Regions from separate parts of the Homo sapiens genome. Here region 1 is linked to region 2. Evidence: read pairs that join two places in POLR2A ChIA-PET (ENCODE). Cell type or tissue: PC-3. All regions are shown on one strand. Each heading gives the region's core, and the rest is flanking DNA. Links, peaks and the distances in the headings are about the cores only.

Region 1 (5,666 bases), core at 596-4,595, 180 kb after region 2:
TTGATTCTTTGAAGAGAAATTTAGAACTCATATCTAACAAGTGCAGCATAAAATAACAAATGTAAGGAACAACTGGGCAATTTATATGCACTGTTACAAGGTCAGTGCTTTTTTTTTTAATCACTTTTTTTCTTATTGAGACGGAGGAGGGAACTCTGGGGTAGAGGGTCTTACTTTGTCGCCCAGGCTGGCCTGGACTTCCCAGCTCAGCTATCCTCCTACCCCTGCTTCCTGAGTAGCTGGGACTCCTGGCTCCCACCACCCCACCCACATCCCTGCTGTGTTTAAGCAGCAGGTGGTGACCTCACTCCTCCCTGGCCTGAGCCCTCTGCTCCCCACCCCAGGCAGTGGCTCTAGGAAAGTCTCTGGAGCTGAGCACAGGGTGGACTCTCCCACCCCAGTGAATGAAGAATAGAAAGGGAGAGGATTTCTAATTGGTTCTGTGGGCCGTCAGCATAAAATTGTACATTTGGCTCAGGCAGGACTTTGCATTTCGCATTCTAGTTTGCATTCCTGCCCTAGACAACTTTGAGGTTTTGGAATTAAATTGCTAAAATTAATTTCAATAGTAAGGAACTTTCCTGGATCTAATTACCACCCCATGTTCACTTCTCAGGGAGGTACTATTTCCCTGACTCCTGAGCTGTTCCAGCCTCACTGGTGGGTTTCGCCTTCAAAACCTGGAAAACAGAAACACGGAGAGTGAGATAGAGGGAAGCTCAGGCCCTGACCCCTTCATTCCCCTGCGAACCCCTCACAGCCCAGGCCTCTTCCCCCCTCACCCCCCCACACCAGGCCCCTTGTCCTTCATGCCCCACCCTGGCCTCACTCAGGCCCCACCCACTTAATCTGCATCCCTTCCTGGCCTTGCTCAGGCCCGGCTCACCTCCTGGGGTTCCACCCCCCAGTCCTGGCTTTTGTCCTGCCCTAATTGGCACAGACCCAGAAGCAGATGGCGTGGACTTAAAAGTTCGTGTTAATTGGCCTTAGATTCCCTGCCCCTAGACCCAGGACCCAGTGGTTCCTTCTTCTTCTTTTTTTAATTGGAGATGGGGTCTCACTTTGACACCCAGGTTGGAGAGCTGTTACAGGATCAGAGCTCACCGCAGCATAAACCTCCTGGGTTCAACGGATCCTCCCACTTCAGCCTCCAGAGTAGCTGGGACCACAGCTACATGCCACCGCATAGGGCAAATTTTTGTGTTCCTCATAGAGACGGGCTTTCTCCATGTTGCCCAGGCTGGTCTCGAACTCTAGGGCTTAAGGGATCCAGCCGCATCGGCCTCCCAAAGTCTTGGGATTACAGGCATGAGCCACCACACCCAGCTTGTTCTTAATTAAAAAAAAAAAAAAAAAATAGGCCTGGTGCAGTGGCTCACACCTGTAATCCCAGCAGTTTGGAGGCCAAGGCTGGTGGATCACCTAATTTCAGGAGTTCGAGACCAGCCTGGCCAACATGGTGAATCCTCATCTCAACTGAAATACTGAAATTAGCTGAGCATGGTGATGCTTGCCTGTAATTCCAGCTACTGGGGAGACAGGCAGGAGAATAGCTTGAATCCGGGAGGTGGAGGTTGCAGTGAGCCGAGATCGCATAACTGCATTCCAGCCGGGCAACAGAGCGAGACTCCGTCTCAATAAAATAAAATAAAGTAAAATAAATAACTGCTTCTCAAATAAGCTTTGGTAGAATCTTACGACATCACATTATCATTTTCAAACTATTATATGTGTTTTGAATTTTCTTCTTTGACCTCACATTTCATTAGATGTATATTTTTTAACCATTTTAAAATTGTTTTTCTCTGAAATTTATTGTGTTCAGTTTAGATTGAGCACTGCCTGCATTCTAGTCTTTATTATGTATTGGAAACATTTTCTGGTACCTGATAAATGATTTTAGGTTGTTTCAATGTGTACTCAATAAAGATATCAAGGAAATTTTTTCTTTACACTAACATCAAAATTTAGTTCAAGTAGCCTATTACTCCATTTTCTTTCCTCATGTCATCTGATTAAATGGTGAGCTGTGAGCCTCTAAGTAAACATTTTCCTCAAGTTCCTCTGGTCCATAATATTCTTTGCAGATGTTGAAGGATGGGCTGGATTGACTTAGAACCTTGTTCCAGCAGAGTCCATGTGTTCATGAAGAAAACATTTGCTCAGATCTCATTTCTACCACTGCCTCTCTTTCAGTGTTTTAAATACCTATAGCTAGGGGTTCACAATTGTGTGTATTTTGAACGTATTACTGTCATTTTTCTGGGAAAATAATTGCATGTTTAGGATTCATGCCATCAGGACCTTAGACATTGAAAGAGACATTTCTTTTGCTCAGGTATATAACAGATGGTCCTGGAATTTTTTTTTTCCTTTTTTGAGATGGAGTGTCACTCTGTCAGCCATGCTTGAGTGCAGTGATACGATCTTGGCTCACTGCAACCTCTGCTTCCCAGGTCCAAGTGATCCTCCCTGGTCAGCCTCCCAAATAGCTGGGACCACAGATGCACATCACCATGCCTGGCTATTTTTTGTACTTTTCATAGAGACGGGATTTCACCGTGTTGCCCAGGTTGGTCTCAAACTCCTGGGCTCATGTGATCTACCCCTGTCAGCCTCCCAAAGTGCTGGGATTACAGGCATGAGTCACCACACCTGGCCCATCCTGCAATTTTCTAGAGAAAAAACCAACACATTCTGTTGGCCCTTCCAGTCCATCACATAGGAATGAGCCGCACCTCCTTCTGACTCAACTCAGAGCTTCTCTGGATAACTTGGTGAAATGTCTCCTACTCTGAACCTCAGTGACCCCCATCTGTAATATACAGGTGAGGAATAAGACAAGAAAAGCTCAGTCAGAGTGACACTGACCCCTGAAATGATTGGCCAAATAGTTTGTGGCTTTTTCTATACGAGATGGTAATGCTCAGGTGTAATATGAATTTTAAATAAGTTACTGTTCTCCAAAAATATAAAAAACACAAGTACCAGAATGGAAAAAACAGGTAATTAGACTCAGATCATCTTGAACCTCTCCTTGTCTCTGTCCACACCCACTGCCCTTCCATATCGTGTCATTTCACAACTTTAACCCACCTACACGACTCCATGTTCCCTACAGGCCTCTCCCCTGAGCTCTGCAATCCTGTGTTCAGTTGGCTCCTCAGCTCTCTGCTGGGATATTAAACAGGCGTCTCCAAATGCACATTTCCATAGGTGACTTCCTAAACCCCTGAACACATTCCCTTGCAGTCCTACATGTCTCAGATGAGGGTGACAGGGTACTTCTGGGGACTTAGCCAAACTTGACAGCATGTATTTTTAAAATGAGAAATGAATTCCATTATTTGTAAATGTTGTAATTTATAACGTAAAGAAAAGTTGTGTGTATACATGAAAGGCGTGAGAAAATACATCATTTCCAAAATTCTTTTGAAGTGTGGGAGAAAAATATTTCAAGACCTCATCCCTATGGATCTGTGCTCCCAGGACCTCCCTGATCTCATCTCCTGCCTGTGTCCTCCTCACTCCCTCTGCTCCAGCCACGCAGGTTTCTTTCCTTTTTCTGGGGCTGAGGTTGCTCCTGTCTCAGGGCCTTCACCTGGGCTGTCCCTCGGCCTAGGACTCTCTGTCCCATCAGCTGCAAGTGACAAGCAGCCTTTCTTCCCTAAGTCTTTGTTGTGACATCACTTTATCTACAGTAACCTTTGTGATCTCCCACAGGCCCCATTTGACATTGCAGCCCCACCTTCACCCCCACCTCTGGTCCATGTTACCTGTTCTGTGTGATTCTTTTAGCTCCTTCGCTGTTCACTGGATCCTGGTGGGAACAAGTCCCCAAGGGGAGAGCAGAGCCAGAAGGTGGGGCTGTGCTCAGCTGGTACCCTCTGAGTGGAGCTCAACCCTGACTTCACATTAGGTTTCTCAGGCATTTTGCAAATACATCTTTTATGCTATTCTATCAAAGATTGCTATTATCATAGGATGGGACACACCCTCAATAATACGATGGCGCTGGTGATTCTCATCTGTGTCCAGCATTGAACATCAAGGCAGTTTCCCCCATATTGAGAACTGAGGTCAGTCTGTGATCCACAGGGAGGTGAGGGGGCTGTGCTCTGCATGGGGTTTGGTTAGGGCCAGATCTGTGTCCTGAAGGTCTGTGCCCTGCTTCAGCGTGTGTGTGGACATTTTCAGGAGGGAGCAAGATCTGAAAATGGGTCAAAATTACCCTTGTAGGTCTTCCTGTGGGGCTTTCTTATCTCTGCATGATCTCTGGTGCAGTGGGCAGTAGAGGACAGTCTTTATACCGGGTAAGGTCTCCCCTGTGTATGTTTTGTCACAGGAAAGGAATGTGTGGTTTCTAAACATTAAATCTCAGCTGGGTCTGGTGGTTTACCCCTGTAATCATAGCTCTTTGGGAGGCTGAGGTGGGCAGATCTCAAGGTCAGGAGATTGAGACTCTCCTGGCCAACATGATGAAACCCCATGTCTACTAAAAATACAAAAATTAGCTGTGCATCGTGGAGTATGGCTTGAATCCCAGCTACTTGGTACACTGAGGCAAGAGAATTCCTTGAACTGGGGAGGCAGAGGTTGCAGTGAGACGAGATCATGTCACTGAACCCCATCATGGTGACAGAGCTGGACTCCATCTCAAAAAAAATTAATTAAATATCATATTTTTTTCTCACACAGAATTAATTTCCAAAGACTCATGTTACATGAGAAAGCCACCAAGAAGACCAAAGAAAAGGAGACAAGGATGGCTCTTCCTCAGGTAAAGTGATATTCCTCAGTGGATTCTTCTCTCTCTTTTCTGATATACCAGGTATTGTAGTAGGCAGACTTCCGTGAGTCTGAAGCGTCCTGCGTCACAAGTTTGCTCGCACTCACCCAAGGCTTTTCTCAGTCCCCGTCATCTTAAATTCTATCTCCCTTTATTGCCCAGGCTGGAGTTCACTGGAGCAATCTGGGATCACTGTAACCTCCACCTCCCAGGGTCAAGAGATTCTCATGCCTCAGCATCCCAAGCAGCTGTGATTATAGGTGTCCACCACCACTCTGGGCTAATTTTGTATTTTTAATAGAGACAGGATTTCACCATGTTGGCCAGGCTGGTCTCAAATCCCTGACTTCACTTAATCTCCTTGACAGTTTTTCACTGTTGCTAAGAATAACACACTGGCTGCCTGTGAGCATGGTGACTTCACTGCAGATATCTGGAAGTTTCCTGCAAGTTGGGGCATTGAAAACTGATTGCTTCTTCTTGGATTTGCCATTTCCTCTTTTAGATGTGGGAAGATTCCATCCCTACCCCCAGCTGCAGAGGTGCCCTCTCTGACTAAGACTATGCAAAATTTCCCACTCACTTAAGCAAAGCTTACTACTGTGGTCTTACCACCATGATTCTTACCACCATGGTCTTACCACCGCAATTCTCCTGCCTCAGCCTCCTGAGTAGCTGGGATTACAGTCGCACACCACCACACCCCGCTAATTTTTTGTATTTTTAGTAGAGATGGGTTTCACTATGTTGGCCAGACTGGTCTCGAACTCCTGACCTCATGATCTGCCCGCCTCAGCCTCCCAAGGTCGTGGGATTACAGGCGTGAGTTACCGCCCACCCAGCCGAGAAATATCTTGATAATATTACAGGAGCTCCC
Region 2 (5,666 bases), core at 683-4,682:
TGAGAGAAAAATCTTTTGAATGTATACAGAGCTTCAAATCCTTTAATTGCAGCTCACTCTTAAAAAAACATCAGATAATTCACTTAGAAGAGAAACAATGTAAATGTGATGTATGTGGCAAGGTCTTTAATCAGAAGCGATACCTTGCCTGCCATCGTAGATGTCACACTGGTGAGAAACCTTACAAGTGTAATGAGTGTGGCAAGACCTTTGGTCATAATTCATCCCTCTTCATTCACAAAGCGCTTCATACTGGAGAGAAACCTTATGAATGTGAAGAATGTGACAAAGTTTTCAGTCGCAAATCACACCTTGAAAGACATAAGAGGATTCATACTGGAGAGAAACCATACAAATGTAAGGTTTGTGATGAGGCTTTCGCATATAATTCATATCTGGCAAAACATACTATACTTCACACTGGAGAGAAACCTTACACATGTAATGAATGTGGCAAAGTTTTTAATCGACTATCAACCCTTGCACGCCATCATAGACTTCATACTGGAGAGAAACCTTACAAATGTGAAGAGTGTGACAAAGTTTTCAGTCGCAAATCACACCTTGAAAGACATAGGAGGATTCATAGTGGAGAGAAACCTTACAAATGTGAAGAATGTTGCAAAGTTTTCAGTCGCAAATCAAACCTGGAAAGACACAGGAGGATTCATACTGGAGAGAAACCATACAAATGTAAGGTTTGTGACAAGGCTTTCCAGAGGGATTCACACCTGGCACAACATCAGAGAGTTCATACTGGAGAGAAACCTTACAAGTGTAATGAGTGTGGCAAGACCTTCGGTCAGACATCATCGCTTATAATCCATCGTAGGCTTCATACTGGAGAGAAACCTTACAAGTGTAATGAGTGTGGCAAGACCTTCAGTCAGATGTCATCCCTTGTATACCATCATAGGCTTCATAGTGGAGAGAAGCCTTAATAGTGTAATGAGTGTGGCAAGACCTTCCATCACAATTCAACCCTGTAAGTCATAAGGCAATTCATACTGGAGAGAAACCTTACAAGCATAATGAATGTGGCAAGGTTTTTAATCAAAAAGCAACCTTTGCACATCACCATAGACTTCATACTGGAGAGAAACCTTACAAATGGGAGGAATGTGACAAAAGTTTTCAGTTGTAAATCAAACCTTAAAACACATAAGAAAATTCACATTGAAGAGAAACCATACAGAGGTAAGGTTTGTGACAAGGTTTTTGCATATAATGCATATCTGGCAAAACATACTAGAATTCACACTGGAGAGAAACTCATTATAAGTGTAATGAGTGTGGCAAGACCGTTGGTCAAAATTCACACCTTGTAATTAAAAGGTCAAAATTCACACCTTGTAATTCATAGTGGAGAGAAACCTTACAAGCACAATGAATGTGACATGGTTTTTAATCAACAATCACACCTTGCAAGTCATCATAGACTTCATACTGCATAGAAATCTTACAAACGTGAACAATGTGACAAAGTTTTCATTCACAAATCCAGCTTCAAATACATAGGAGAATTCACACTGGAGAAAAGCCATAGAAATGTAAGGTTTGTGACAAGGCTTTCGGGAATGATTCACACGTGGCACCCCATACTAGAATTCACACTGGAGAGAAACCTTACAAGTGCAATGAGTGTGGCAAACCCTTTAGTGGGCAGTCACCACTTATTCACCATCAAGCAATCCATGGTATAGGGAAACTTGACTAATGTAATGATTGTCACAAAGTTTTCAGTAATGCTACAACCATTGCACATCATTGGAGAATCCACAGTGAAGAGATCTTACAAGTGTAATAAATGTGGCAAATTTTTCAGACATCGTTCATGCCTTGCATTTCACTGGTGAACTCATGCTGGAGAGAAACCTTATAAATGTCATGATTGAGGCAAGGTCTTCAGTCAAGCTTCATCCTATGCAAAACATAGGAGGATTCATACAGGAGAGAAACCTCACAAGTGTGATGATTGTGGCAAAGCGTTTACTTCACATTCACACCTCATTAGACATCAGAGAATCCATGCTGGACAGAAATCTTACAAATGTCATCAGTGTGGAAGGGTCTTCAGTCCAAGGTCACTCCTTGCAGACCATCAGACAATTCCTTTTGGAGACAGTTGTTTCAAATGCAGTGAGTATAGCAAACCATCAAGCATTAATTGACATTAGAGTCAAATCAGCCTTGACCTGAGTTTGTTGATTTAACATTGATTTCAAGCATTAATTGCCATTAAACTGTTTATGTTAAGAGGATTGCACTGGGGGCCATGGCTCATGCCTGTAATTCCAGCACTTTGAGAGGCAAAGACAGGTAGGTCACTGGAGCTCACGAGTTTGAGAACAGCCTAGCCAACAGATGGGAGCTACTTTTCCCAGCCTTTATTTTCTTTTTCTTGTTTTTTTTTTGAGATGGAGTCTTGCTCTGTCGCCCAGGTTGGAGTGCAGTGGCACGATCTCAGCTCACTGCAACCTCCTCCTCCCAGGTTCAAGCAATTCTCCTGCCTCAGTCTCCCAAGTAGCTGACACTACAGTTGTGTGCCACCACACCTGGGTAATTTTTTGTGTTTTTAGTAGAGACTGGGTTTCACCGTGTTAGCCAGAATGGTCTCTATCTTCTGACTTTATGATCCACCCGACTCCACCTCCCAAAGTGCTGAGATTACAGGAGTGAGCCACTGTGCCTGGCCTGTTTTTTGTTTCTTTAACAAAAAGTTATAGAGACTTCTATGAGTATTGTACCGAATCTAAATCACAATTGAGTATATAATCATTGAGCGATATTCATTTTTCCAATCAGTATGGGATTTATATCTATTTATACATGTTTTTAATCATTTTGATCAATGTTTATAGATTTCAAGGTACAAACCTCACTTTTTATGTTTATTCCTAAATATTTCTTACTTTAAGTTCTTTAGCAAATGGAATTGGTTTTTAATTTTCTTTTAAAATTATTTATTGTTAATGTATGGAAATTCAACTAATTTTTGGTGCTGTTATTCTATTCTGCAAATAAACTGAATGTGTTTGTTAGTTCCAGTTGCATTTTGGCTGACTCTTTGTGATTTTCTTTACAGAAGGTCATGTCATCTACAAACAAATAAAATTTGACTTCTTTCTTTCTGATTTGGATGAGTTTGATTTCTTTTGCTATTTCATTGTTCTGGCTAGGACAGCCAGTATTGATTGAATAGAAGGGGTGAGAGCATTCTTGCATCATGTGAGATCCTACAGGAAAAGCATTCCGTTTTCCCTGATTGGTTATTTCTGCTGTGGTCATTTCATGGATGGTCTTTGTATTGCTGAGGTAAATTTTCTTCTGTATCTATTTTGTGTGGGATTTCTATGATGACTTGATGTTGACTTTTGTGAAATGCTTTTTCTCCATGTATTGAGATGATGTGGTTTTCATCTTTCATTGTGTTCAAGTGGTATATCACATTGATTTGCTTGACTATGTTGAACCATCCTTGCATCCCAGAAATAAGTGGCACTTGCATATCTACAATCCTTTTAATATCCTCTTGAATACAGTTCGCTAGTACAAGGGGTCTTCAAGAAGTTCATGAAAAAAATACATATTATGTGAAAATTGCACATGATGTCACATTTTCTGCACCAAAATAAACTGGCACAAATCTGTTATAACATGTCTGAACAGGGTCTAGTTTGAGGCACTCAGAAGGGGAAGACATGAGTTTGAAAAAAGAAAGCAGTGTAAATTTTGCTAAAATTGAAACAAGAAGAAACATCAAATTTATGATGAGAGCAGATGCAGTGGCTCAGGCCTGTAATCCAAGCACTTTCAGAGGCCGAGACAGGTGGGTCACGTGAGCCCCGGTATTCAAGACCAGCCTGGGCAGAATGTTGAAACCCCCTTCTCTACAAAAAATACATAAATTAGCTAGGCATGGTGGCACATGCCTGCTGGTTCAGCTTCTGTGGAGACTGCAGTGGGAGGATGGCTTGAGCCTGGGAGTTAGAGGCTGTAGGGAGCCGTGATCATGCCACTGTACTCCAGCATGGGTGACAGAGACAGACAGTGTCTCAAAAAATGAATATGGTGAAATTTGGGTAGAGGAACAATGAAATCATTAATGCTTTATGAAAAGGTTATGGGGGCGATGCCCCAAAGAAATCACTGTTTTGTAAATGCATAAGTCATTTTAAGTTGGGACAAGACAATGTTGACTAAAATGTAGGAATTAGCTTGGTGTGGCGAGTGCCTGTAACACAGCTACTCGGGAGGCTGGTAGAAGAATGGCTTTCATTTTGGAAGCAGAGGTTGCAGTGAGCCGAGATCGCACAACTGCAGTCCAGCTGGGCCACAGCAAGACTCTGTCTCAAATAAAATAAAAAAAATAAAATAAATAAAATACTGCTTCTCAAAAAAGCTTTGATATAATCTTATGAGGTAACATCATTGTTTTGCAACTATAATATGTGTTCAAAATATTCTTCTATGACCCCACATTTCATTAGATATATTTTTTAACCATTTTAAAACTGTTTTTCTCTGAAATTTATTGTGTTCAGTTTACATTGAGGACGGCATGCTTTCTAGTCTGTATCATACATTGGAAACATTTTCTGGTACCTGATAAATGATTTTAGTTTGTTTCAATGTGTACTTGATAAAGATATCAAGGAACTTTTTCTTTATGCTAACATCAAAATTTAGTTGAAGTAGCCTATTATTCCATTTTCTTTCTTTATGTCACCTGATAAAATGGTGAGCTGTGAGCTGCTAAGTAAACGTTCCCCTCAAGTTCCTCTGGTCCATAATATTTTTTGCAGATGTTCAAGGATGGGCAGAATTGACTTGGAACCTTGTTCCAGCAAAGCCCGTGTGTTCAAGAAGAAAACATTTGTTCAGATCTCATTTGTAATGCTGCTTCTCTTTCAGTGTTTTAAACACCTATAGCTAGGGGTTCACAGTTGTGTGTATTTTGAATGTACTACTGTCATTTTTCTGGGAAAATAATTACATGTTTAGGATTCATGCCATCAGGACCTTAGACATTGAAAGAGACATTTCATTTGCTCAGGTGTATAAAATTGTCCTGGAATGTTTTTTTTTCTTTCTTTTTTTGAGACAGGGTGTCACTCGGTCACCCATACTTGCATGCAGTGACACGATCTTGGCTTAACGCAACCTCTGCCTCCCAGGCCCAAATATCCACCCCAGTCAGTTCTTAAATGGCTGAGACCACAGATGCACACCACCACGCCTGGCTAATTTTTTGTACTTTTGGTGAAGTATCTCCTGCTCGAAACAACAGTGACTCAACCAGTAATGTACAGGTGAGGAATGAGACCAGAAAAGCTCAGTCAGAGTGACACTGACCCCTGAAATACTTTGTCAAATAGTTTGTGGCTTTTCCTTTAGGAGAGGGTGATGCTCAGGTGTAATTTGAATTTTTAATAGATTCCTGTCCTACAAAAATGTAAAAAACAAAAATACCGGAATGGAAAAAACAAGAGATTTGACTCAAATTGTCTTGAACCTATTCTTGTCTCTGTCCACACCCACTGCTTTTCCTTATCTCATCTCACAGCTTTAACCCACCTACCCATGTCCCCTGCAGGCCTCTCCACTGAGCTCTACAATCCTGTGTGCAGTTGTCTGCTCACCTCTCTGCTGGGACATCAAACAGG

The links. Peaks named below come from ENCODE experiments on the same cell type or tissue, not always from the same donor. Only the 100,000 strongest peaks of a DNase experiment are listed, where the experiment ranks them.
Region 1: POLR2A ChIA-PET joins it to region 2 with 9 read pairs; 2 of 35 experiments call an interaction of 5 or more read pairs at or near these places.

What each region holds. Positions count from the first base shown.
Region 1 is chr19:52,659,876-52,665,541 of GRCh38, reverse strand. It overlaps LOC122539214 (Zinc finger protein LOC122539214), which reads left to right. Exons shown (of 4, transcript NM_001396016.1): 2 at 4,699-4,780. The coding sequence starts at 4,718. It also overlaps a transcript of ZNF83 not described here. Among named protein-coding and RNA genes, the nearest start is that of ZNF83, 24 kb to the right of the region's middle. RefSeq lists an enhancer at 891-1,391. In PC-3, for the core only: no CTCF peak of the experiment used is centred there; a DNase peak (open chromatin) is centred at 2,701; H3K4me3 peaks cover 18 bases; H3K27ac peaks cover 2,211 bases.
Region 2 is chr19:52,836,000-52,841,665 of GRCh38, reverse strand. ZNF468 (zinc finger protein 468) reads left to right here. Exons shown (of 4, transcript NM_001008801.2): 4 at 1-3,656. The coding sequence ends at 941. Among named protein-coding and RNA genes, the nearest start is that of ZNF28, 17 kb to the right of the region's middle. In PC-3, for the core only: no CTCF peak of the experiment used is centred there; no DNase peak of the experiment used is centred there.